Linked DNA regions of Homo sapiens: regions 1, 2, 3 and 4 are each linked to region 5. A link is a loop called in an ENCODE intact Hi-C map of the cell type or tissue named here. Cell type or tissue: B cell. All regions are shown on one strand. Region 1 has its middle 100 kb from the start of MIR4290. Region 2 overlaps SYK (spleen associated tyrosine kinase). Region 3 has its middle 180 kb from the start of MIR4290HG. Region 4 holds the start of SECISBP2 (SECIS binding protein 2). Region 5 holds the start of GADD45G (growth arrest and DNA damage inducible gamma).

What was found. Hi-C counts contacts between places; a loop is a spot of excess contacts. Peaks named below come from ENCODE experiments on the same cell type or tissue, not always from the same donor. Only the 100,000 strongest peaks of a DNase experiment are listed, where the experiment ranks them.
Region 1: a loop joins it to region 5, with 17 times the contacts of the local background. A loop is called at or near these places in 74 of 110 quality-filtered maps.
Region 2: a loop joins it to region 5, with 8 times the contacts of the local background. A loop is called at or near these places in 59 of 110 quality-filtered maps.
Region 3: a loop joins it to region 5, with 14 times the contacts of the local background. A loop is called at or near these places in 18 of 110 quality-filtered maps.
Region 4: it touches region 5 in a loop (16-fold over the local background); 4 of 110 quality-filtered maps call a loop at or near these places.

The regions. Positions count from the first base shown.
Region 1 is chr9:89,917,029-89,922,028 of GRCh38, reverse strand. No RefSeq gene overlaps it. Among named protein-coding and RNA genes, the nearest start is that of MIR4290, 100 kb to the left of the region's middle. RefSeq lists an enhancer at 684-853. In B cell, CTCF peaks have their summits at 2,294 and 2,497 (motif pointing right); a DNase peak (open chromatin) is centred at 2,498.
Region 2 is chr9:90,868,238-90,873,237 of GRCh38, reverse strand. The region is part of intron 7 of SYK (spleen associated tyrosine kinase); the gene reads right to left. Among named protein-coding and RNA genes, the nearest start is that of SYK, 69 kb to the right of the region's middle. In B cell, CTCF peaks have their summits at 1,818 and 2,017 (motif pointing right); a DNase peak (open chromatin) is centred at 2,017; H3K27ac peaks cover 2,865 bases.
Region 3 is chr9:90,216,634-90,221,633 of GRCh38, reverse strand. It overlaps the pseudogene OR7E31P. Among named protein-coding and RNA genes, the nearest start is that of MIR4290HG, 180 kb to the right of the region's middle. In B cell, CTCF peaks have their summits at 1,696 and 1,900; a DNase peak (open chromatin) is centred at 1,933; H3K4me3 peaks cover 436 bases.
Region 4 is chr9:89,317,091-89,322,090 of GRCh38, reverse strand. It overlaps SECISBP2 (SECIS binding protein 2), which reads right to left and starts at 3,591. Exons shown (of 17, transcript NM_024077.5): 1 at 3,479-3,591; 2 at 2,294-2,439. The coding sequence starts at 3,514. RefSeq lists a silencer at 3,232-3,551 and an enhancer at 3,722-3,941. In B cell, CTCF peaks have their summits at 2,890 and 3,090 (motif pointing left); DNase peaks (open chromatin) are centred at 2,470, 3,280, 3,450 and 4,510; H3K4me3 peaks cover 2,192 bases; H3K27ac peaks cover 3,412 bases.
Region 5 is chr9:89,601,015-89,606,014 of GRCh38, reverse strand. GADD45G (growth arrest and DNA damage inducible gamma) reads right to left here and starts at 1,003. Exons shown (of 4, transcript NM_006705.4): 1 at 841-1,003; 2 at 482-583; 3 at 135-348; 4 at 1-46. The coding sequence starts at 893. It overlaps LOC105376139 (a long non-coding RNA gene), which reads left to right and starts at 999. Exons shown (of 2, transcript XR_930105.3): 1 at 999-3,275. RefSeq lists a silencer at 1,634-1,683 and an enhancer at 1,294-2,192. In B cell, a CTCF peak has its summit at 2,847 (motif pointing left); DNase peaks (open chromatin) are centred at 74, 1,094, 2,224, 2,814 and 1 weaker place; H3K4me3 peaks cover 2,816 bases; H3K27me3 peaks cover 2,402 bases.

The DNA.
Region 1 (5,000 bases), 320 kb before region 5:
GTCATTTAGAAGTGTGCTCACACCTTGTAGTGGCAGAAGTACGTTATTTTGAATGTCATGCACAAAGACTAGCAAAAACTTCAGGGTAGGTGGGAGGGCACAATACTTTAACTATGAAGTACCCAGAAGAGCAATGCTTTAGCAAAACAAGTTAAAAGAGTACAGTTCATTACTTGCAAATAAAATATTGCTTTGATATTACCTCCTTCAAAGCAGAAAGCCCAATTCTCAAGAAGAACAAGTATTTTTCCGTTTTAAAAGCAGAATTCAAAAAATAGAAAGGTGTTGTGTTTCCATATTTGAAAGTTCTTGCACCCATTTCAGAAATAAGTGTATCTTGCTCTTCCTACTCTAACTGAAACAGCTTTTTAAAGAAAAATAGTAGAAGGAGACAAACACAGTCAAATCTCTGAATGACTCCCTTCATTTTAATGAGGACACATGAAGATGGCTCCCCAGGGGCCCCCTCCTTGCCTGCCCCATGTTCCTATGATAACCTGGGCTTTGTGTGATTGAAACCTTGGACCCTTGAGACGTTAGTTTTGATGGTGGTATTTCTGTTGCCATTAGCAAGGGAATTTAGAAATCCATGAACACGATGCAAGAAAGAGAGCGCCAGCATACGCGGAGCTCCGCTGCTGCCTCTGAGAGAGGCTGGTGTTTCAGGAGGAACTCAGACTCATACCCCTTTACCCCCATCTTCCAACACGAGGATCCCTTTGCACACTCACCCTGCTGTCTAAAGGTAGCGCCCTCAAATACTGTACATGCACACCGGTTGAGAAGGCCAAGTACCCCTTTTGTTTCTGTCTTGCTTTGCAAGGATTGAAAATTCTCCCTCCCTGAGCAATACAGCAGTCATCTTCAAAAGTAGGACAGATCTCAGTTGGGAAGCTCTGTTTCTGGGACACTGCCCTGAGGGTGTTTGTGAATGTGGTCGCCCTGTGAGGAGAACTGCAGCCGCCAGCAGGGACAGCTTCAGCGGATGCAGCCTGGACTCACAAGACGGGTGCCTTTTCCTTTTTATACCACTTGCCTGGCATCAATTCACAAAAGATGTTTCATGAACGAATGTTAGAACAGTGGGAGTTCAAAATAAGAGGCTGTATACCATCTTCGCCCCAGTGACACTTTCAACATTCCAGGAACGAGGCTGTATTTGTCTTCTTGGGCTTCCAGAACAAAACAGCATAGACTGCATGGCTTAAATGACAGACATTATTTTCTCACAGTTCTGGAGGCTGGAGGTCCCAGATCAGGGTGCTAGCATGGTGGGGTTCTGGTGAGGGCTCTCTTTCTGGCTTACAGATGGCTGTCTTCTTGCTTATCCTCAAGTGGTGAAGTGGGGAAGTGGGGTAAAAGGGAGGGGATAGAGAAAGAGAGGGAGAGAAAGCTCTCAGCTCGCTTATAAGGACACTAACCCCATGACAACAGCCCACTCTTACAATCTCATTTAGCCTTAATTACCTCCTAAAACCCTATGTCAAGATACAGCCATGTTGGGAGTTAGGACTTCAACATATGAATTTGGGAGTGACACAATTCAGTCCATAGCAAAAGTCTTATGACGTCTGCTCCATTTGACACTATTCAACTCACACACTTTCCCTCCTCATGCCCCAACTTAGGCTTCTCAGACAACACTCCCTGGGGCTCCTTCCTGCCTTTCCAGCCTCTCCTCCATTTCCATCCTGGCCACCGCCACCCTCCACCTGGCCTCCCAGCTGCCTTCTCTTCTCCTGCTGCCCTCCACCCCAGACGAGCTCGTTCTAACACATGGCTTTCTTGATGTTGTCTCTGGTATCAAGGAACAACATGAAGAGCTGTAGAGTCAGACCAACCTAAGCATGAATCCCAGCTCTGCCACTTCCTAGCTATGTGATCTCGGCCACATTAGCATCCCCACATCCCAGTTTCTGTGCCAGTACGGTGGGTAGAGTTCACTCCCCATTCACCCAATCCGGCATTTATTCCCTGCTGTCCACCCAAACTCCACCTTGCCACAGTCCTTGGCCTCTTGTCTCTTCCCATTTTATTTTTCAAATGTTTATTTTGTCATCATTTCCTTGCTTTTCTAATCTTTATTACATGCATATACATCCCTCAAAATATATACTGTTTAGGTTTGCATGCTTTCAACTTGAAAAAAGAATGGTGTTGTAAAGTACACATTGTTCCATGATACTGTTGATTGGCCCGTTTGTGTCTGTTTTTAAGTCTTATTCCCATGTATAAATATGTTGTTATCACTGTTTATAGGTATAACAAGCCTTTTAACACAAAATGGAAGTCAATTTTACAAAGATCTTGGTGCTTTTTCTCTACATGCCCATGGTAAGTCTGGCTGCCTAGGAAAACCACGGCTGCCCTAATGACAACACCTTCCTTGATGAGCAGCCCTGGCCTTTTCTTCAGCATTGCCTGGGGAACGCAGTGCTGGGGACTTGGCCTCCACAGCAGCATGCCATGGAGTAGGAGGAACCAAAAGGTGGCGGTTGTGAGTCAGGGTTATGGGAGGCTATATTAAGGGACCTTGAGAGGCCAACGTAAGGACATCCCAGCTCTGTCTCTACAGGTCTGGGGTGGAGGGACGGGGTGCCCAAGCAGACACAGGAAGAGAGGAGGGGATGTGAAGTAGGAAGAGGACTGCACAGGTGGAGACAGAGTGCATCAGAGCCTGTGACCTGCGAGCCGAGGGCACCAACCCAGCTGTCTGGATTTGGGACTGAGTTGAGGAGGCAGCACTAGGAGAAGCACGGCGCCATCCTATGGAGGCTTTGGGAACATCCTCTGCACTCTGCTGCGTAGGGCATAGGCTGGGCGGGAGGCTGGGGTGAAAGAAGGAAAGCCATCCCGGGCATGAGGAAGCACTCCTGCCCCGGGCAGATACCTGCTGCTCACTATTGAGTTCTCCCATGTGCCAGCCACATGCCTGCACCAACTGTCTTTTCTATTCCTCTCAGAAAGTCTCCACATTAACTACAGAATTACTTTTCTTCCCACGTTAAGGAGGGAGAAACTGAGGCTGAAAGTTTTTCCATCTGTTACTCACCGTCCCATAACTGTCCAAGGGTAGAACTAGGAACTGATTCTGTAGCTTGGGTTCCAAACCTGTCATGAAGATGCCCTGCTGGTTATGGAAAGAGGGATTGATATGTGAGATGTCAAGGGGTGATACAGACCAGGCTTGATAACCGATGGAAAAGAAAGACGGGGGAGGTGGGGCTGACCCTCATGCCTGGGTGAACCATCCTGTTATTTCTCAGGAGAGGAAAAAGGCTGTAAAAAAGGAAGGTGGGGCATTTGAGGGACTGAAGGACTTCTCTGTTAAAATGTCTCTAAAGGGGCTGGGCGCAGTGGCTCATGCCTGTAATCCCAGCACCTTGGGAGGCCAAGGCAGGCTGATCACCTGAGATCAGCAGTTCGAGACCAGCCTGGCCAACATGGTGAAACCCCGTCTCTACTAAAAATACAAAAATTAGCCAGGCATAGTGGCGGGCGCCTGTAATCCTAGCTACTCAGGAGGCTGAGATAGGAGAATTGCTTGAACCCAGGAGGCGGATGTTGTAGTGAGCAAAGATCGCGCCATTACACTCCAGCCTGGGCAACAAGAGTGAAACTCCATCTCAAGAGAAAAAAAAATGTCTTTAAAGGAACACAAAAGGGATTCTAGAGTTCTAGGGAGAGTCGGAGGTGAGCTATGAAAGACTTTGATGACTTCTCCCCCACCACTCATGTGGTACTCACTGTTGCCAGGGAGGGCACTGGATGCCCAGACGTGACCTTGCTGGACCCCACACTCCTATGAGATAGGTTTTGTCCCCCATTCATTCCCTCCACAGTGTGTGCTGGCCACTGCCCTGGCCAGGTGCTGCTCTGGGATGGGGCCATGGCAGCCGGTGAGGCAGGCCCAGCGTGTTCACCTTGTGAGGGTGAGCAGAGAGCACAGAACTTTCTGCAGAATCATCAGGACGGGCCCCTCTGAAGCAATGACTGAGTGAAGGGAAGAAGCCCGCCATGGAGGACACTGTGGTGTGGGCAATGTCCCTGAGGCAGGCGCCATTTTGCCGAGCCCGGGAACAGAAGGAAGCCTGTGAACGTGGAGGGAGCAGGTAAGCCCAGGTAGGGAATAGGATATGTGGAGAGGCAACTGGGCTGGCTGGTGGGGTCTTTGTAGTTTGAATTTATTCCAGTGTGTTGGAAAGCCATGAGAAAGTTTATGCAACAGAGACGTGATTGTAGAGATACAGTAAGAGACCAGTTAGCAGACCAGTGGGTAGTCCAGGCAAAAAATGATAATTGCTGAAACTAGAATGGCAGCATTGAAAATGAGGAATGTGGATGGATTTGGGAGGTATTTCAGAAGTAGGTTGGGATGGGAGTGTGATGTTAGAATAACAAGGTGGAAGAGCCCAGAGGAGGTTCCTTGGCTTGGGTCATGGCATATATTTATGGTATTAGTCTCATCTTATACCTCAGCAGTGATATTTCTATAAGATTTGTAACCATAACATAGCTACATTTGCATGTTACGCTTACACATTCATAGCATGTAAGAATATTTGTATAGTACTTGGAACAAATCGAATACTTCACAATTGCATTTTTAAGGAATTTAAGGTATGACAGGAAAAAACTACAAACTGTTTATGGTGGTTACCTAACTTGAAAACTAGTTGGGGCAAAAATTGAGTGAATAAGGGAAAAAAAAAGACATAATGAATGCTAAGTCCAATAAATCATGGCTAGTGTCAGTGATCCTGCTGAAGTTGATTGACAGCACGCTGTCTGAGGACCCTAGAGAGAGGCTCTGAGTCAACAGCCAGAATGGAGCTGTGCCCTGCTCTGACCAAGCCAATCCTCTACCTGGCCATTGTAGGAGAATTTCTAAAGGCTAGCTTGTTACTGTAGATCATATCACAGCAGGTTAAGGGGATATTTTAATTTTAAAAATCTTAACTACTGATCAAGTTTTTCCAACCACAGATGGTGGAGAATAG
Region 2 (5,000 bases), 1.3 Mb before region 5:
ACAGAGACATTAAGCTTAACGTGACAGTCACTTATCTTATGACACACACTAAATCCTCATGTGCCTTATTCATATTACAAGGCGAGAAACCAAAAGCAGAATAATGAGGTCACAATGCACCACTACCGCCACTCAGCCATTGTTTCCAAACACCCGGACCTTCTTCTTTCACACGGTCTGCTGAGCACTTCAGAGGCAGACATTGTTCACCATGGCCCAAGCCTGTTGACAAGGCTAAAGGACATCTGGTCTTATTTGTAAAAATGATGTCGATGGGATCTGTTTTGTCACAGAGTATCTCAGCACTTCTACTGAACTGATTAACAGAAGTAACTATGACACATCAAAAATAAAAATAGAATATAAGCTCAAGGAGGGGGAGACATTTATTCACTGCACTCGGAACTGTGCCACGTCCACAAGGACGCTCAATAAAAATGTGTTGAACAAACACATGAATGAATGGATGGGTGAATGAATGAAAATCACTTCTAAAAACTAGGAGATGTGAAGTATAATCTAATGTGCTTTAAAAATTAGCTCTCTCTCAAGCCTTTATGCTGATGAAGAGAAATAAGAATGAATAATTCCAAATGACAATCTATTTCTTTTAAACATTTACATATGATTACAGGACTGTGCTGTGGTTTCACTTCTGATTTATAATATAATTATCCTGCCTCTGGAAAACTGTCCTGACAGAAACTGGGTGATCCCCTAGGCTTTCTGTCCTCCTCTTTTGCCCAGTTTTCTCCCGCAACCAATTCTAGGCTGAAAATAGTTTTATTTTTTTTAAAGTCTCTTTCAAGGTTAATATTTACTGTCATTTCAACTCCTTTGATTTTCCCTGCAGGCAGGCACATTCTGAGATCCAAAGACAAAACTTGAACAGATGTGGAATTAAAGGATGTCCTCGGACTAGCCATCACTGGTGAGGAGAGGGACCATCACCTCTTCTTGACATAAGACCTCCTGTCCCTCCCACTGAGGACATTATCCTGGGGTTGCAGCCTCTCTACCTCACAGAATGTTCTCCAGACCAGGAGGACTTCCAAATGGCTTGTTCCAATTAAACCAGAACGCAATTCCCTGACATATGAATCCTGCAGGGAAGAATTTTAAAACAGAGATGGGGTTGTCAAAATATGCTGAAAGGGATACTAGGGTGTCAGGAATGAGTAAGAATTAGTAGCGATGGACACAGAGAATCTAAACCCCTGGGCACAAATAATTTATACTCTCACTAGCAGTGTGTTGTTCACCCCTAGTCTATCTTGGCTTATGGATAGGGAAACAGATGGGAGATCTTCCTCGGAAATTAGAACTCCACGTTTATAGCCAATAAAGCTTGGGGCTTCATTTCCATGCTGCCCAACACAGACCACTATGTGATTATAAGCCTTTTAAGCCAAGCCACAAAGAACCCTCATGTCTCTCAACAACCCCACATCAACTCTCTCCTACCCAGATCCCTGGGCTCCCTGCCCCTATCTCTTTCTGGTGACTAACAGGACTGGAGCAAAGAATGATGCCACAACTGGAAGAATGTGGAAGAAATGGGAGGTTTCCTATTGAGTCAGTTAAAAGAACAGTAGTTACTTTATGATAAAGATGAAGATGCAAAATCCATGCTTCATCTTTCCCAAAGCACTTGGTGAATATGCCACTTAGTAGAACAATAACCAAAACAATCTCTAAAAGAAAATGCTCAGTTAAAAAGAAAAATTTGAGGAGTTTGTAAAGAATGAGCACAGTGGCATAATGATAAATTGTAAAAATACTATTCTTAAAAAATGTAATGACATTTAATTTTAATAAAAAATATATTTCCGGTCTACATTACTATTAACCTTTTATTCTTTATGTTTGCATTTGAGAGAGCCATTCTGTCCCAATCAATAAGTGTCATCTGTTCTGCACAGTGAGCAACAAGGTGTAAATGAAATGTTGACCATTCCACTTTCTTCATTTTTGCTAATACTCAGAACAGGCTCAAACCTTCAGTCCACCGCTAGATGGCATTAGCCACCTTCGCTTTCTACCTTCCAAAAGAACAACTGGTGACTTTTCTTTAAATTTTATAAATTCAGGTAAGGATATCACTCTGCAATAATAAGTCCAGTTATAAATTATTATCCCTGATTTCCTATTGGTAAGGTTTAACTGCGAATAGAAAATGTATTTGACAAGCATTCTTTGAGTGCCTATGTTTAAAAGCTGGTGATCCAAAAGTGAACAAAAGAGGAAAAAATTATTGGTCTGTGGAACTGATAGGTCCATTCAGAGTTTCCTGATTCCAGAGTATTGCCAAGTGTCCTAACATCCATTTACTAGATCTTAATTTTTACTCCCAGATTCTTGGGCCATTTTCAAATTAGGCAACAGCAGTAATGCAGATGACAATACAGTCATTAGTCATCACAATAATAGTGACAAAAGAGCCAGCTGGCTTTAGAAATATTGGCTGCAATAAACTAGGTTTGGTTTCCTTTTTTTGGTGGAATTACCCTGGTTCAGTAGACCCCCACAGGCGAGGGCAGACTGTTGGCTGGGGAATAGGCTACTATTAGCTTTGCTCTGAGATCCATGAAAATAACACTTGACCTCTGCAATTACTGTTCTCTTACAGTGAAGATCTAAAATCTGTTCCTTTATAATTATATGAAAACACATTTTCTCAAGGGTCTGGTCTACTAAGGCATTACCAAGCAACAGGGTACAACTTGAGGATGTTTCTTTCTTTTTTCTCTTCCCACTGAGCCCTGTACTTAAATGTAAGTTTTAAAATATTATAATCACCAATGTATGTGTTGGAATAAAACATGAAAAATGGGTTTTAATTGGAAATTCTGGGACACATTTCAGTTTAATCCTCTTAGGGGATGTGCCTTTGAAATGCAAAGCTGAAAAGTTCCCTGGAAGTCTTTTTAGAGATGTTGCTGTTTAATTTCCACCTATTTTCCATAAAAGAAGGATAAGGTTCTGTGCTTAAAGCAGCAGAGAAAGAAATTCCAGGACTAATATTGGGAGGGGTTTAATTCATTTAAAGACTACTAGTTGTATTCTTAAGTTAATTTTGTTTATACTTTATAAGTATGTTACTAATTTCTTTTCTTTTCTTTTCTTTTTTTGTTTTTGAGACAGAGTCTTGCTCTGTCTCCCAGGCTGGAGGGCAATGGCACGATCTCTGCAATCTCCACCTCCCAGGCTTAAGTGATTTTCCTGCTTCAGCCTCCTGAGTAGCTGGGATTATAGGCGTGTGCCACCACGCCTGGCTAATTTTTGTATTTTTAATAGAGATGAGTTTTCACCATATTGGCCAGGCTAGTCTTGAACTCCTGACCTCAAGTGATCCACCTGCCTCGGCCTCCCAAAGTGCTGGGATTATAGGCATGAGCCACTGTGCTTGGCAGTAAGCTACTAATTTCTAAAGACAAGTTTAAAATGCATCAGCCTGTTAGTAATTTTATGAAAAATTTAAATTATCTGATTCATAATCATCTTCAAATCTAAACATACTTTTCATTAACTATCTAGATGCTATAGGTAGTTCAAGTTCTAACATGTATTTTTTGTGCCTGAATTATTAAAACAACTATGTACACTGAGCAAATTAACAAGTTCAAGAAAGTTATTTATCTCTTAGCTAACATGATGGGACATTTGACATAATTCTCACAATTCTTTTCTCATGACTGATTACATAATGGAAAGTTCCCCATTTGTTTGTGAAAATATACATATTAGCTCTAAAATATTTCTGATAAGCAATTAAAATATTTTTAATCTATAGCTTAAACCTTACAACCTTGATCTTTTAAAAATTATCTGTTGATATTTTTGGCCTTATATATGTGTCATCATTAGTAATATTTATTTCCAGTTTCTTATTTCTATAAAAAATTCAATGTATACTTTAAAGTTCTTCTAAACTTAAATAGAAAGCAAACTTTTTTTTTTGCCAGAAAGGTATTTTCACAATATTAATCAGATTAATTACTCTCTACTATTTAATTTTCTGTTTTAAAAAAATTGATTAAAATTTCTTAACAGGTTCAAATTTAAAAAGATACAACAGAGTTTACAATGAAAAGTGGGATTTCTTAACATTCCCATCTCTTACTCCAGAGGCAACCAGCATTGCCAGCATTTTCTGTATTTTTCTAGGATACTGTATACGATATCAACACATTCTGCATATATGTATGTGTATGTGTGTGTTGCAGGACATTGACTTTTACACTTAAAATTATATTTTGAAAACAATTCTAGATCTCAGCTGCCTCCCATAGTAGCAATTTTACTGTAACCAATTTCATTTGTTTTCCATTGATAGGCATTTAAATTATTATCAGACTTTGTCAATTATACAATTTTGGAAAAAACACCTTCACATGTACATGATTTCACACAAATGCAAGAATATCTGTACATACTTAGAAATAAAATTGCAGAGCCTTTCTTACAGATTGCATCATTTCAGACTTCCCCAAGGAAGAGTGAAAGTGCTTATCTACCATGCCTTTACTACAGTGTTATCAAGCTTTTAAAATTTGGATCATAGGTGGACACAGTTAAGCACCATAGTTTTAACTTGCATTTCTCTTCTCATGAAGTTAAACAACATTTCATATGTTTAAGAACTATTTATATTTGCTTTACTATAAACTACTACTGATATTCCCTGCCAATTATCCTAGTAGACAGTTAATATTTTTGTTAATTATTTTTAGAATCTCTTTGTATATTAAAGCTATTAATCTATGTGTCAGCATTAGTGCTACTTACTCCCAGTTTCTCATTTCTCTTTTGATGATGTTATGGTTGTTATCTACACATATACTTCTTTATTTTTAGGTGGTCACTGATATTTTCTTCAACTTTTTTCTGACATGTTCTCCTGTAGTCTAAAGATGCACCAAAACTTATTTTCTAGGTATTTCTTTAGCCACTGTGAGTAATCTGTGGGGGTGTTTTGCCTTGGGTAAACATGAAAAACA
Region 3 (5,000 bases), 620 kb before region 5:
TCATCCTCTCCGTCCCTGGATATTAGGAACAATATCCCTAGGGAGTGTACACCTCCTGCAATATTCAGACTAATATCATCCTCTCGCCGCCTGGATATTAGGATCGATATCACAAGGGTGGTGTGCACCCCCGGCGAAATTGGAAGAAATATCATCCTCTCCACCTTTGGATATTAGGGACAGTATCACGGGGGAGGTCTCCGCCACCTGCGATATTGGGAGTCATATCATCCGCTCCCACCCAGGATATTAGGAACAAGATGACCGAAGGGATGTACACCCACTGCCATATTTTCAATAATGTCATCCTCTACCCCCTGGCTATTAGGAGTAACATCATAGAGGGGTGTACACTTTCTGCGATATTCGGAGTAATATCCTCTCCCCCACGGATATCGGGAACAGTTATATTAATTATTAATATTAGTAAATATAAACAATAGTAATCATTTATATTAATAATTACAGTAGAGACAGTAAAACTTAGTACGGATTGAAAATATTAACGGTTACTATAAATAATTAATAGCAATATCACTATTAATAATAAAATAATGATATCAGTAATTAATGTTACTTCAATCAATCATGAGATGTTGGTAATAAAACAATAATTATTAAGATTAATAGCTACTATTAAAAATGACATTAATATTAATTATTTTAATCATGCATAATCATATCTTGAAAATAAGCATTAATGATTAATAACGTTATTCCATTAATATTACCATTGATAATTATTAACAAGACTGATGTTTAATAATTCGTAATATTATTAGTGCTAATACCGCAGGGGGTGTACACCTACTGTGATATTGTTCCTAATATCCAGGAATGGAGAGCATGATACTAGTTTTCATATCGCAGTAGGTGTACACTCACCCTGTGACACTGATCCTAATACCCAGCGGGTAGAGTATGCCATGACTGCCAACAGAGTAATGAATGTACAGCCACCCGGTGATATTGCTCCTAATATTCACGGAAGAAGCGTATGATATTACACCCAATATCGCAGGGAGTGTAGACCTCTTCTGTGATATTGTTCCTAGTAGGCCGAGAGGGAGAGGATGATAATAATTCCAGCATCGCAGGCTTTGTTCACCCAGCCTGTGAAATTGTTATTAATATCCTGAAAAGGAGAGGATGATATTACTCCCCATAACAGACAGATGTGACTCCCCATCATAGAGCAGGAGGTGAACACCCACCCTGTGATATTCTTCCTAATATTCAGAGGCCGAGAGGTTGATGTTACTCCCAACATCGCAGGAAGTGTACACCCGCGTGTGAGATGGTCCTTAATAATATTCCAAGGCGGAGGGGGTGATATGACTACATATATGACAGAAAGTGGACACCCCCCCAGGGATATTGTTCCCATGATTCTGGAGGGAAGAGGATGATATTACGTTCACTACGACAGAAGGTGGACACGCTCCCACTGATATTGTTTCTAATTGCAACGTGGGAGAGGGGGATATGACACGCGATACCGCAGGGAGTAGAAACACACCTGTGATACTGTTCTTAATATTCAGGGAGGAAGAGGATGATATTACTCCAATACTGACGGGTGTACATTCTCTGTACACCGACGGTGTACACCCCTCTGTGAACCAGTTCATAATCTCCAGAGGGGGAGATGATATTACTCACAATATGGTAAACAGGCTGTGAGACCACCGCGGATCCTAAGAGCCAGGGGGGCGAGAGGGGCTGGCTCTCAGTCCCCGCATCGCGGGGGGCGCCTCGCCCCCCTGCGATGGGGGTCCTAAGAGCCAGAGGGGCGAGATAGGGGTGATATGACTGCCTGGATCTCGGGGGGCACTCGCCCCCCTGGAACGTGGACGGTCATATCCAGAGTGTGGGAGGAGGGTGTTATTACTCCTTGCATGGCAGGGGGCGCCCGCTCCCATGCGATGTGTGTCGGCTTATCCAGGGGCGGAGTCGGGGGTGATATTAGTCCCCTCAAGGGGGGAGGTCACCCGCCCCCCTGTGATGTGGATCGTAATATCCAGTGTGGCAGAAGTCGGGTGACTTTAGTCCCCGATTTTTCCTAGGATCCTTTCTGTACTGCCACCCTCGGTTCCCACCCTGGGACATTATCTTCCATATTCTAGCAAGATGCGGCTGCTAAAGTCGCAGGGGTATAAACCCTTCATTATTATTCGTAATTTTGTAGGGGAATGTTAAAGCTGATGTCACAGGACTCCGTACACTGTGATGTTATTCCCAATATCCTAGCTTTCCCTTAATAATAATGTCACATTTTGTGTACACCTTGTGGTATTATTCTTATTCTCCTAAGGGGAAGTTGCTTTTATTTTCACACGGGGTATGTTCCTTTTAATATTATTCATAATGTTCTAGAGGGATGTCACTCCTTATGTCACAGGGTTTGTACACCTTGTCAATTTACTCGTATTATCCTCATAAGATGTCACTCCTCATATCACAGAGGGTGTACACTCTGTGATATTGTCGTCATATTCTAGGGAAATGTTACTTTTAATGTCACAGAGGGTGCACACCTTGTGAAATTATTCGTTATAATTTTGTGGGATGTTACCCCTAATGTCACACGGCATGTACAGACAGTGATGTTACGTGCAATATGCTATGGAAATGTTACTCGTAATTCACACTTCCTGTACACCCTTTAATATTCTTCGTAATCTTCTAGGAAAACGTTACTGCTAATGTCACAGGGCCTGTAGACCCTGTCATAAAATTCCTAATATCCTAGCGGGAGTTCACTACTAATTTCACAATGCGTGTATACCCTTTGATATTATTCGTATTGTCCTGAAGAGATGTTACTACTGATGTCCCAGTGCAGGTACATTCTCTGATCTTATTGGTTATATCCTCGAGGGGGTGTTACTTCTAATGTCACACGGGGTGTACTCCCTGTGTTCTATTTCGTAATATCCTAGGGCAATTTTACTTTTAATGACACAGGTGGTGTACACATTGTGATATTATTCGTGATATTCTAGAAAGATGTTACTCCTAATGTCACAGGGCTGTACACCCTGTGATAGTATTCATAATTTCCCAGGGGTCTATACTCCTATTGGCACAGACGATAACACCCTGTGACATTATTCATGATATTCTAGCGAGATGATACTCCTCACGTCACAGGGGGTGTACACCCAGTGTTATTATCCTTACTATTCTAGGGGGATGTTACTCCTAATGTCACAGAGATGTACACCCTGTGATATTATTCATAGTGTACCAGAGGGATATTAGCACTAACGTCACGATGCGTGTACACCTTGTGATATTATTTGCCATATCCTAATGTCACAGGGGGTGTGTTCCGTGTGATAGTCTTCCTAACATCCTAGACGGATATTGCTCCTGACGTCACAGGGTGTGTACACCTTGTCACATCATTCATAATACCCTAAAACTACGTTATTCCTCAGATCACAGGGCGTTCACCGTGTGATATTTTTTGTCATAGTTTTGTGGGATGTTACTTCTAAAGTCACACGGGGTGTACACAGAGTCACACAGTGATATGAGTTGTAATAGTTTATAGACATGCTACTCGTAAATCACAGGGGCTGTACCTCCTGTGATATTATTCGTAATATTCTAGGGGAATGTTGCTACTATTGTCATGGGGGTGTACACCCTGTGATATGACTCATCATATCCCAGTGGGATGTTACTACTAAAGTCACAATGCCTGTACACCCTGTGATATTATTTGTAATATCCTAAAGAGATGTTACTACTAAGGTTGCAATGCATGTACACCCTCTGATATTATTCGTTATATCCTCGGGGGATGTTACTCCTAATGTCACACGGGGTGTACTCCCTGTCATATTATTTGTAATATCCAAGGGGGATGTTATTTTTAATGTCACCGGGGGTGACATTACGCATTAAAGATGTGTATTCAATGCCTGTGATACTATTCCTAATATCTTAGGGGCATGCTCTTCCGAATGTCACATGGGGTGTACACCATGTGTGTACACCTGCTGTGATATTATTCGTAATATCCTAGGGGAATGTTACTCCTGATGACACAGGCGGTGTACACCATGTGTGTACCCCTCCTGTGTTATTATTCATAATATCCTAGGGGGATGTTTCTTTTAATGTCACAAAGAGTGTACAAAACGTCACAGAAGGTGTACACGTTGTGACGTTATCTGTAATACCCTAGAAGGATGTTACTCCTAATATGTCACAGGGGTGTACACGCTTTGATGTTATTTATAATGTCATAGAGAGACATTACTTCAAATATCACAGTGGACGTACACACATAGTGTATACCCTGTGATAGTATTCGTAATATCCTAGGGAGATACAACTCCTGATATCACAGAGCGTGTACCCCTTGTGTGTACACCCTTGATATTAGTCGTAATATCCAGGGTAAATATTACTCCTCATATCACAAAGTGTGCACACCCTGTGATATTTTTCCTCATACTTTAGGGAGATATTGCTTCTAATATCACAGTGGGTGTACCCCATGTGTGTATACTCTGTGACAGTATATTCTATATCCTAGGGAGGTATTACTCCTAATATCACAGTGGGTGTTCACCCTGTGATATCATTCTTATTTGACCTTTCTGCCTTTTTTAACCCACACTACAAAAGGAATGGAACAGATAAGAAGATATCAAGATTACACCGTGCTGCCGTGCGGCCGCCGCAGGACACTTTTAGTATCCCTGTTTCTCAGGCTGTAGATGAAGGGGTTCAGCATGGGGGTGACCACAGTGTACATCACTGAGGCCACCGCAGCCTTTCTCGGGGAAGATGACACATCTGAACTGAGGTACCCTCCAACGCCTGTTCCATAAAATCAGCAAACGACTGACAGGTGAGACCCACAGGTGGCGAAGGCCTTATACTTCCCACCTTATGATGAAACCCTCAGAATGGAGGAAACAATTTCATAGTAAGAGAAAAGGGTCCCCGAGATGGGAAGAAAACCAAATATGGCAGCAGGA
Region 4 (5,000 bases), 280 kb after region 5:
TGAAAGGTACTGGAGGAGGACAAATTCTGTAAAAGGTTACTATACCTTCTTTAAGGAAAGATGAGGGAAGGGGACATACAAAGTTGACTTAGGATGCTATGTAGTTGAACAAGTAAGAAGGAGGAAATAGTTGTTTCAGAAACTTCTATTCCTTTTGTCACAGCAGCAAGAGATCTCCATTTACATGTAATCTGACTATGGCAATGCAATTTTTAATCTATATTAGAACTGCTCAGATAATCAATTCTCAACCATGTGAAGTCTCATTATTTCATCCCCACTTTAAAGGATCTTTTCCTTTCTAACTCTTCCTCTTCAACTTAATGCCTTCCTTATCCTTGTTTTCTTGCCAGGCGTGAATACTTTTCCTTGGTCATAAACCAAAGCTAAAAAAGAAGAGTTAAGAAAACTATTTTTTTTTTTTTGAGAGAGAGTCTTGTTCTGTTGCCCAGGCTGAAGTGCAGTGGCGCAGTCTTGGCTCACTGCAACCTCCATCTCCTGGGTTCAAGCAATTCTCTACCTCAGCCTCCCGAGTAACTGGGATTACAGGCACCTGCCACCACACCCGGCTAATTTTTGTATTTCTGTAGTAGAGATGGGGTTTCACCATGTTGGTCAGGCTCGTCTTGAACTCCTGACCTCGTGATCCACCCGCCTTGGCCTCCCAAAGTGCTGGGATTACAGGCATGAGCCACCACACCCGGCCAAGAAAACTAATTTTTAAATTCAGCACTGCCCATTCTTGAGTCTCTGATTAGTCTCCACTCATGTTACTGCCAAAATGTTCCTTTAGCCATGTGAATGTTTTCCACCACTATTTTGAGTAACTAAATACCACCTAGCAGATGGCTTTGAGCTCTTGTCACTGAGATATATTTTTGTATTTTGTTATGTGAGACACTCAAGGTAGGGAACAACTCAAGTGAGACCCATGCCAAACTCCCCTTTACAGTGGATGAAATACAGTGGAAAAATAGGGTATTCCTACCAAAGACCAAATTCCAGCATATAAAGGTAGTGTTTCAACTTTCGTCAAAAAAATACAACTTTCAGTATTTCCTAAACACAAAAGACAACTCAATCATTTTCTTATTCATTACAATTCTCATTCTTGCAAATATAATTCTAGAATTTATATACAGTACAAACTATTTTCAATTACATCATGCAGGCACAAATAAAAGGAAACAAGTTAGAATCATATCAAAGAAGAAAAAAGCATTAGGATTCTTAGATTAGAACTACACCTGATGCAAATCTTAAAAACAGATCTACAAATAAATCTACACAATTATGTGAAAGATTAATACTTTTTTTGTCTAAATTCAGCTGCAAGAGGAAGCCATTTTGTAAACCTAGAGAATGAATCCTGAGAAGGAAAAAGAAAATGTAAGGAAAAATGTAAGCCTTCTTTCAACTCAAATTTAGAAGAACTTAAGCCTGAAATGTGTAAAATTCATCTCCATATTAACAGATATAAAGTAAAAAGGTGGAAAGCAAAAGTCAACAATTTCCAAAAAATTATCCACACAGAGGCAGCTATGGTTGCTAGTCCCCTCCCCTTCGCTCAACAAGATTTTAAAATGTTAACCTTAAAAAGGAGGAGTACGTTTATTTGGTCCTTTCTTTGCCCTTCCCTCCACATTTCATCTCCCATTAGATATATGATATATTTTTAAACCATATGAACAAATGAACCTTGAAACGGGATTTTTTTTTTTTTTTTTTTTTTTTTGAGACAGAGTCTCACTCTGTCAGCCAGGCTTGAGTGTAGTGGTGCTATCTTGGCCCACTGCAACCTCTGCCTCCCAGGTTCAAAGGATTCTGCTGCCCCAGTCTCCCGAATACCTGGGATTACAGGTGTCCGCCACCATACCTGATTAATTTTTGTATTTTTGTGGAGACGGAGTTTCACCATGTTGGTCACACTGGTCTTGAACTCCTGACCTCAGGTGATCCACCCACCTCGGCCTCCCAAAGTGCTGGGATTACAGGCGTGAGCCACAGCGCCTGGCCTGAAACTGCATTTCTTATTAACAAATGCAATGCAGTCTCTACTATTTCTTTGCCGAAAATAACAATGAGTATGAAGAAAAAAAAGGGGAGTTAAAGCTTCTGTTTTTGGCACAGGATACAGTTAAGTTGTGCTACTGGCTCAGACTCTTCTTGGTTGAAGAGCATTCTCTCATCATCTGCAGAACTTTAGTGCAGTAACTGCTGAGTATTTGAAAGTCTAATCACCATTAAATCCAAAATGTAAGCCCCTAGGTAAGACTTTTAGAAAGATACATACTCTGTCACTGGTGGTTCCTGAACAAACGGATAGTATGTGGCTGCAGAGCTGGGGAAGACACATGCTTCTGAGGACTCTAACCATGCCACATTGAGCCCGGCAAATCTGGGGACAAATGGTTTGACATCTGCTGATAACTTGATGCCCTGAGGAAAAATATGAGGTTTTGGCCACAAACATTCAGAGATCAAGCAAATATAAACAAACAAAAAGACCCAAGAGGTGTTCCTAATAGCCCCAGAAATGTTCCCGATGTTGTTTAAAAACTTCTGCCTCGTAAAGACAAGAACCTGCTTGCTAACGATTTCTCCCCAATGCTTTTTTTTTTGTAGAAAAGGCAGTAGTTCAAACATTAAAAGTGAAAAATGACAACGAATTCAAGTGGAAATAAAACAACACAGATTATATAGTTTAGATCTTGGAATAAGGGTGTTTTTACCACAGATTCACTTAGAAATAATAGAACTGCACACAGTACAACTACTGCAGTCAAATACACGTGGACTGTTTAACTACAGCACCCAAAACACACTGCAGACGTTTATTTCCATTACATTTTCTTGAAAAAGTTGCACAAAAGCATATGCATTTTACTCATGAACCACTAAGTCTTGCTTTATTGAAATACCAAACCTTGCTTTGCTAGAAAATATTATCACCACGAGCCTTTGAAATTTCAATTCACTAAGATTTCTTTCTTTAGTTTTTAGTGACGTAGTAAGAGATTTACTTTCACCGAGAATTTTATGGGTCTAAAAATGATGCAAGCGATCGCCAGGGCTCCATCTAGTGGTAATGCTGAGTACGTAGAGCGGAGAATGACGTTCAGAAAAACGCAGGATCCTTTAAAACAATCTATCCGTTCCCAAGAGCGCGGGAAGCTCGCCAGAGTCCCCCCGCCCCGACTGCGGGGAGCGCCGGGCTGGGCCGCAGTCACTGCGCTGGGTGACATCGCACCACAGACGCGGCGCTAACTGTGGGCGGGGTCTGTAGCCGCTGACCGCCACCCCAAGGCGGACCCGAGGCGGGGCGCGAAGATCGCGGCCACCCGGTAGGGCGCTCCCGTGCCGTCACCAGCATCCGACCCACGCCCGCTGGACCAGCCCCGTCACCGCCCGGCCGAGCCCCCAGTGCGAGGCAGGCGGACGGACTGAGGCTGCCGAGAGAGCCCCCGTCGGCCCTTACCTCGCTTTCGGGCTCCCGCGGCCCCTCCGACGCCATGCCGCGAGGCGCGGAGGAGGCCGCGTCACGGAGGCCAGCAGCGGGCCGTCGGCTTGCCGGACAGACAAAGCGTTTCCGCCCCCGCAGGCGACGCCAGGAAGTGCGTCACAGCAAAGCGACAGAGCCCGCCCTTTCTTCCGGCCGGAAGTACGCGGCGGCGGCACTGGACCTGCGCGGGCAGCACGTGGAGGCAGTGGGGCGCTTGCGGAAAATGGGGACCCCCAGGAGTCCTCTGGGCTGGGGACCCACCGTAGCTTGCGGGAGTCTTGGATCTGCCTTTTAGTGCTGGGATATCGGAGATAGTCTCCACCAAGGCAGTAGCGACTATAAACAAGAGTTAGGCCGTGATTTACTTTTCTCCCCTGGGCCTCACGAGTCTAGCGTTAGGACGGGATGGGGTAGTCTGGAAAGGCCTCTCGCTGAGGTGACCTTTGAGCAGTCACCTGAAGAGAAAGATTTACTAATAAGGAAACTGAGGAGGCCGAGATTACTCTCACCCCCGCCACTGCATTTCCCTAAAATTTCCCCAAGATTGGTGACTTACAGGAATTGCATACCCTGTAGGTCCTACAAACCTGGAAAGCCTACAAGACTCTTGATGGTATCCTAAATTTCCAGAAACCTTAAGTTTGGAAGTAGCCACAGAAAATAATTTAAAAATCGCTCGGTTTCTTTCAAAAATTAAAAAAAGTGCTAAGATATGGTCAAGAGATGGAATAGTATAATTTTCACGAGAAAAAAAAAGTTCTACACAGAGCAAATTCGTTAAATATTGAGAGAAATGTATAAAGTGCGGCAGGGATAGGAGGTTGACCAAAAGTACAGGGAAGAATGCAGAGTGGATTTCAATAGATGGAGGAGGAACTTTCCTCTCACTCAAAGGCTTGGAGGAAAGTGCAAGTGGATTTAAGGAACAGAAAATGTCAGCAAAACAGGCTATTTGAGGAATGGGGATTAGGTTGAGGCAAATTGTAGGTTTCCTCTGTCCCTTGCACAGACGTTAACTCTACCATTGAATACGAAGTATTTCAAGCAAGTAAGGCAGGTGCAGCTCCAGTTTTTTCAGATTTCTGTCCTGGTGGGTCTCAGTTCACTACACAGCCTCTAGCAGAAGTGATCCTTAGGGTCTGGTCTGGCAGGAATTTATGCTGGAAGTTTAGGGGTAGCTGTCGCCTTCCTTTCAGCACTATTGGGTCTACCCGGAAGTGTAATGAAGTTTACTTGATTTTGTCATGTTTCTGTTGGTTACCCTGGACACAACCTATGGTAGTGGCAGTAGATTTTAGGATGCTGCTAATCACAACCTTCAAAATTTATTGCCCTCATGTGTAAAGACACCCTTTCTTAACCAATGGACCTGATGTATGCTGGCTGCTCATTTAAGATGTTTCTATAGCATAGCAATTAATTAGAATAACTCCAAAACACTTTCCTAGCAGCTAAAAAGGCAAAGGTGTTTTACAGTGTTTTTGAACTTTTAAAAATG
Region 5 (5,000 bases):
TGAGCTTCTCCAAGGCGGGATCCTTCCAGGCGTCCTCGTTGGGGTTCTGCGGAGAGAGAGCAGGGTCAGCCTGGCTGGCCGCGGGCCGAGGCGGGAACGACACTGGGGCGGGGACAGGACGGGACTGTACTCACCGAAATGAGGATGCAGTGCAGGTCGCCCGGCGCACCCGCCTCCTCGCCGGCGCCCACGATAGCCGCCAGCCGCTGCACATCGCCCACGCGCACTATGTCGATGTCGTTCTCGCAGCAGAAAGCCTGGATCAGCGTAAAATGGATCTGCAGCGCGATGTCGCCCTCGTCCTCCTCACCCGCAGCCAGCACACAGAAGGTCACATTGTCGGGGTCCCTGCGAGGGCAAGGCGGGGACCTAGGTCAGAACCGGCTAGCCGAGTTCTCCCGCCGCCACCCCTCCCATCCGCCAGTCTCCTCGCCATTCACCCCCGCCCCTGTCTCCCAGCCTGGGCCGCGTCTACACTTACACGTTCAAGACTTTGGCTGACTCGTAGACGCCGGCAGTGAGGCAGCCCTGACGCTGCGCCGACAGCAGCAACTCATGCAGCGCTTTCCCGGCACCCTGCATCCTGCGGAGGAGCCAGCGCAGTGAGCGGGAGCCGGCCGGAGGGCGCGGCGGAGACCCCAGCCCCGGCCACCGGCACACACCCTTGGCTCCCCAACTCCAACCACACTCCAATCCCGGCTCAGCGCCTGCACCCCGGCTCTCCAACCGGGATCTGGCGCCCGGACCCCCGCGCTCCCCTCCTACCCCGCGGATTCCCACCCTGGAAAACCCTGACGGTCGCCGACCGACCAGCGGCTTTCTCAGCGCCCTGAAACCCACCTGGCTGTGCTTTCCGGAACTGTGTCCTGGCCGCGGACTTCTTCCAGAGTCATAGTGCGATCAACCAGCAGCTAGTTATCCACAAGCGGAGAGCGCGGAGGGGACGCGGGCGAACACACTGACAGCCAGAGCTCAGCACGGCGCGCCCACCACCAGCGAGTGCGCCCCTACTACGCTGCGCGCCCTTATATAGGCTGGTGGGTGCGGCGCCGCCAGCTGGCGCGAGGCTGCGCGCCTATTGGCCGGCACCCGCTTTCTGATGTAAATGAGGCGGCGAGCCAGCGGCTCGTGCCAGAAGGCCACGTGGGGAGGGGTGCGGGGGATGACAATGCCTCAAATCTGCCGCTTTTGTTGGGGTGTTACCAGGCAGACTGGAGCCTGCAGATTTCATCTCGCCTGGCTTTTTTTTTTTTTTGAAGTCCTTAAAAGGAAAAAGTAAAAAAAAAAAAAAAAGAAAAAACCCAACCCACAAAAACCTTGTTTGCTTATATGATGCTGCAATTTGCGAAAAGCACCTTTATAGAAGCAAAGGGATTTTTTTTTGCATTTTGTATTGCTACCTTTCTATTTGTTTCTTTTCTTTAATTTGAAGTCTATGAGACTGTTGCATTGGAGCCAGAAATTAAGGTAAAAACAGGTAGCGCCAGTTAGAGGCTTGCAAAAGGCAGTGGGCACAGCCCCCTGCAGCTGACCACTAGCGTCCCGAGCGCGCTGGTGATGCCTGCCAGGCATACTCAATGTGTACATTGAGCCGTCTCTGGAAGATCCCACCCCACCTCCCCGCCCTTGGCCGAGCGCGGCGGGGCGCGGGAGACGGGGGCGGGCGGGGACGAGCAGATTGCGGCCGGCGCACGCCGCTCGTTTGCATTTCTATGGAGGGCGCACAATAGCAGAGGTCTGGCGTGTGGCGGTTTGCTGTAGGGACAATCGAGGCTTTCTCTTCATAGCAACACTGTCCACCTGCCGCCGGGTGGGGTGGGCAGGACCCCGCCGCGCGTGGGGGTCGCCGGGCTGCCTGGCGCGTGGGGTCGAGGCTGAGTGCCACTCCGTGGTCCCTGAGTGCACGCCCCCAGTACTGGCCCTGCTACAAGTAATTCCCTTCCATCCGTTCCTCGCACGGGTGCCGAACAGCCGCGCGAGTTGGGAAGGACGGAGAGCTGCTGTGCAGTCTTCGCGGCTGGACGCCCTGTGGCCGGGACCCCGCGGCTGCAGCCCCTGGAGCTTAGGTAATGCAGCTCGGAATCTTTCCCGGGGCGCCATCTGCAGGCAGGTTAAAAAGATCCTGAACCCCTTTTGTCCTCCCCTCCCCCCAACACACACACCCTTGCATTGGCCTGGCGCGGGGGAAGGGCGGTGGAGAGGGACGGCCACGGAGCTGCCCGGCCGGGCCCAGTGAGCCCTGTCCAAGCTGCGCATAAATAGAACCCGAGTAAGGGCTGCAAAACGCATTCAGGTGGGACTGCAGTTACCCTGGGGAGTAGAGGGCAAAAGGAAATTCCCATCCAGTACTGATGGAGTAAGAGCCCCTACGTCTTATACCATGTTGAAATATCTTAATTACTTAAATGCGCATATGTAAAAAGCCTTTTTTCCGGCAATGGAATAAGTCTGGAAGAGATCTTGGGAGAGTTTAATAGGCTAGAGGTTGCTGCCGTTTGACCATACACGCTGGCACTTTCAGAGGATTCACCCACTGAGCACCTTCTGTGCTACGTGAAAAGGCGCGCTGGGGGACACCTCATTGCTTCCTTTTTTTGGGTGAAGCCTTGGAGACTGGCCAGGACAGTGGCGGGCCGGGTGGATTGGATGGAAACCCGGGCCCTGCCGCAAGACTGGGGCGATAATGGGAAAGTAAACAACGCCGTGGCTTTGTTCCTTTCATTCAGGCTTTCTTCAGGTGGGTGGTGAATGTACAAGGTACTTCTGAATTTGTTATGGGGAAGTTTCCATTCTGCGCTTGCAGGCAGGCACTTCTGCCAAGGTGAGAAGCTGGCGTCTTGCGCCCCCCAGCGGCTTCCTGGCAGAGGAGAGCTGCAAAAGCCCGGCCCTTCCTGGATTCTAAGAATGAAGAGCTTGCTCTCCTAGCATTTCTGAACTCCAGAGGTGTCTCCTAAGGACGGGGGGAGAGGGGAGGGGGAAGCGGAGCCAGGCGGCATTATGCCCCGTTTGTTCGCTAGTTTCTTTTCTTTCTTGATGTATAAAATGATGATATGCCTTGATTGGATAAAATATGTTAATTTTAAGTGATTGGAATATAGGTATTACTCTTTTAAAACTATTAAACTTTTCTTTTCTTTTCTTTTCTTTTTTGAGACGGAGTCTCGCTCGGTTGCCCAGGCTGGAGTGCGGTGGCACAATCTCGGCTCACTGCAACCTCCGCCTCCCGGGTTCAAGCGATCCTTCTGCTTCAGCCTCCCGAGTAGCTGGGACTACAGGTGCGCCACCACGCCGGGCTAATTTTTGTATTTTTAGTAGAAACAGAGTTTCACCATGTTGGCCAGGCTGGTCTCAAACTCCTGACCTCGTGATCCACCCACCTCGGCCTCCCAAAGTGCTGGGATTACAGGCATGAGCAACCGCACCCGGCCTACTATTAAACATTTCTTAAAATGTATTAGTCCCAGGTCCCCAGGACATGCTGGAAATAAGATTTACTTAACATGCTAGCACCCACCTCTCCAATTTATGACGCTAAAAATCTGCCTACATGCCAGGCCAGAGAAAACAAAGGCTAGGCCTGAAGCCTCAGCCCCTCCTCCGAGAGGAAGGCCACTAATGAACACTCCCGGCTTCGAGTTGGGGGTGGGTGCATTTCCAGTCCCTCCTGAGCTAGCCTGGACCAGAAGAGATGATTGACGACCCCTGGGGCTGTTCTACTCTGCTCACATTTTTAAAGTATTCAATTTCAGGAAACTGCCTTTTTGACATATGATACAGCCTCACTTTGCTTTGTTATGTCAGTCCCAATGGCCCCAAAGCCCCCATCTCAATTGGGAAGAACAATTTTGTCTGCAGGCAAAGGTGGCCTTCCAGCAGACCCACCACCACCCTTCAGTTCAGACACATGCTGAAGCTTCTGGGCCTGGGATGCCCCTGTGTTGAGGAGTGGGCAATGCCCACTAGAAGTTTGAGGATCCAGAATATCCCACTACACGGCTTTGTGGCCACAGCTCTCCCAAATTGCATGCAGCAAGGGACTTGGCCTGCTCTGTGCTTCAGGTCACAGGTGGCTGAGATGTTGTCCTGAGCTTCCTGTGACTGCACCCCTAAACCTTCCCCTAAATCTCAATAATGCAGGTGATGGTGACTTACTTAAAGGGATATCCTCAGAGATGCTCTATTCTAAAACCTTTTTGGAAATGTTTATAGTTGAACTGTTTTTATTAACACATTCTCTAAAATGTGCTTCTCATTCTTCCATGGCTTGACTAGGTCATTGATGGGCAGATGTCTTTCATTTGGGTACAGAAGGAAATGAGCTTTAAGTAAGCAGTAAGCTTTATGAGATATTCTTTGTTGTATTTTCACAAGTTACTTATGTGTGGAGAGTGCACAACATTGTTATTAAATAGCAGGTGTATGCCCTTATCCTACCCAAACAATGTGCCAGAATCCACGACCAGTCAGCCAGAGGCTGTGGGATGCAAAGCTGGCTACGCACCAGCCCCTTGCAGACTGCACGTGGGATTTCTTTGGCCTATGAGGCGTCTTAGGCAAAGTCAAATTCACTGCCACTTTTCAAAGTTAGCTGCATTCATATAAACATCTGGATTTCTAGCTTCTCTTGGAAAATGGGTAGATTTGGCCATGATGTGCCTAGAGTCCCCTCCCCACCTTGGTAACCTTCAGCAGGGGTCGGGGGCACTGGGATCCCGCATTGGGCACTGCTCTCCCATTCACCTCAATCCCCACCAGACCCCAGCTGAGGACACCTGGCTGCTTTGTTCATTTACATCACCCTCCTGTCACCTGCAGACATTTGCGCTTACAATCAAGAAACTGAAGTTTGAAGCACAAAATAAAGGGGCCAAGTTCCTAAAGATGAAGCCAAAAAGGTTGAGCATCATTTGTGTCTCAGCTTGTGCAGGACAGTGTCCTATGTCAGCACAGGGCTCTTGGAGCACTCTGGGCTGGCCCGTTTCCAAAAGGTTTCATGTTGC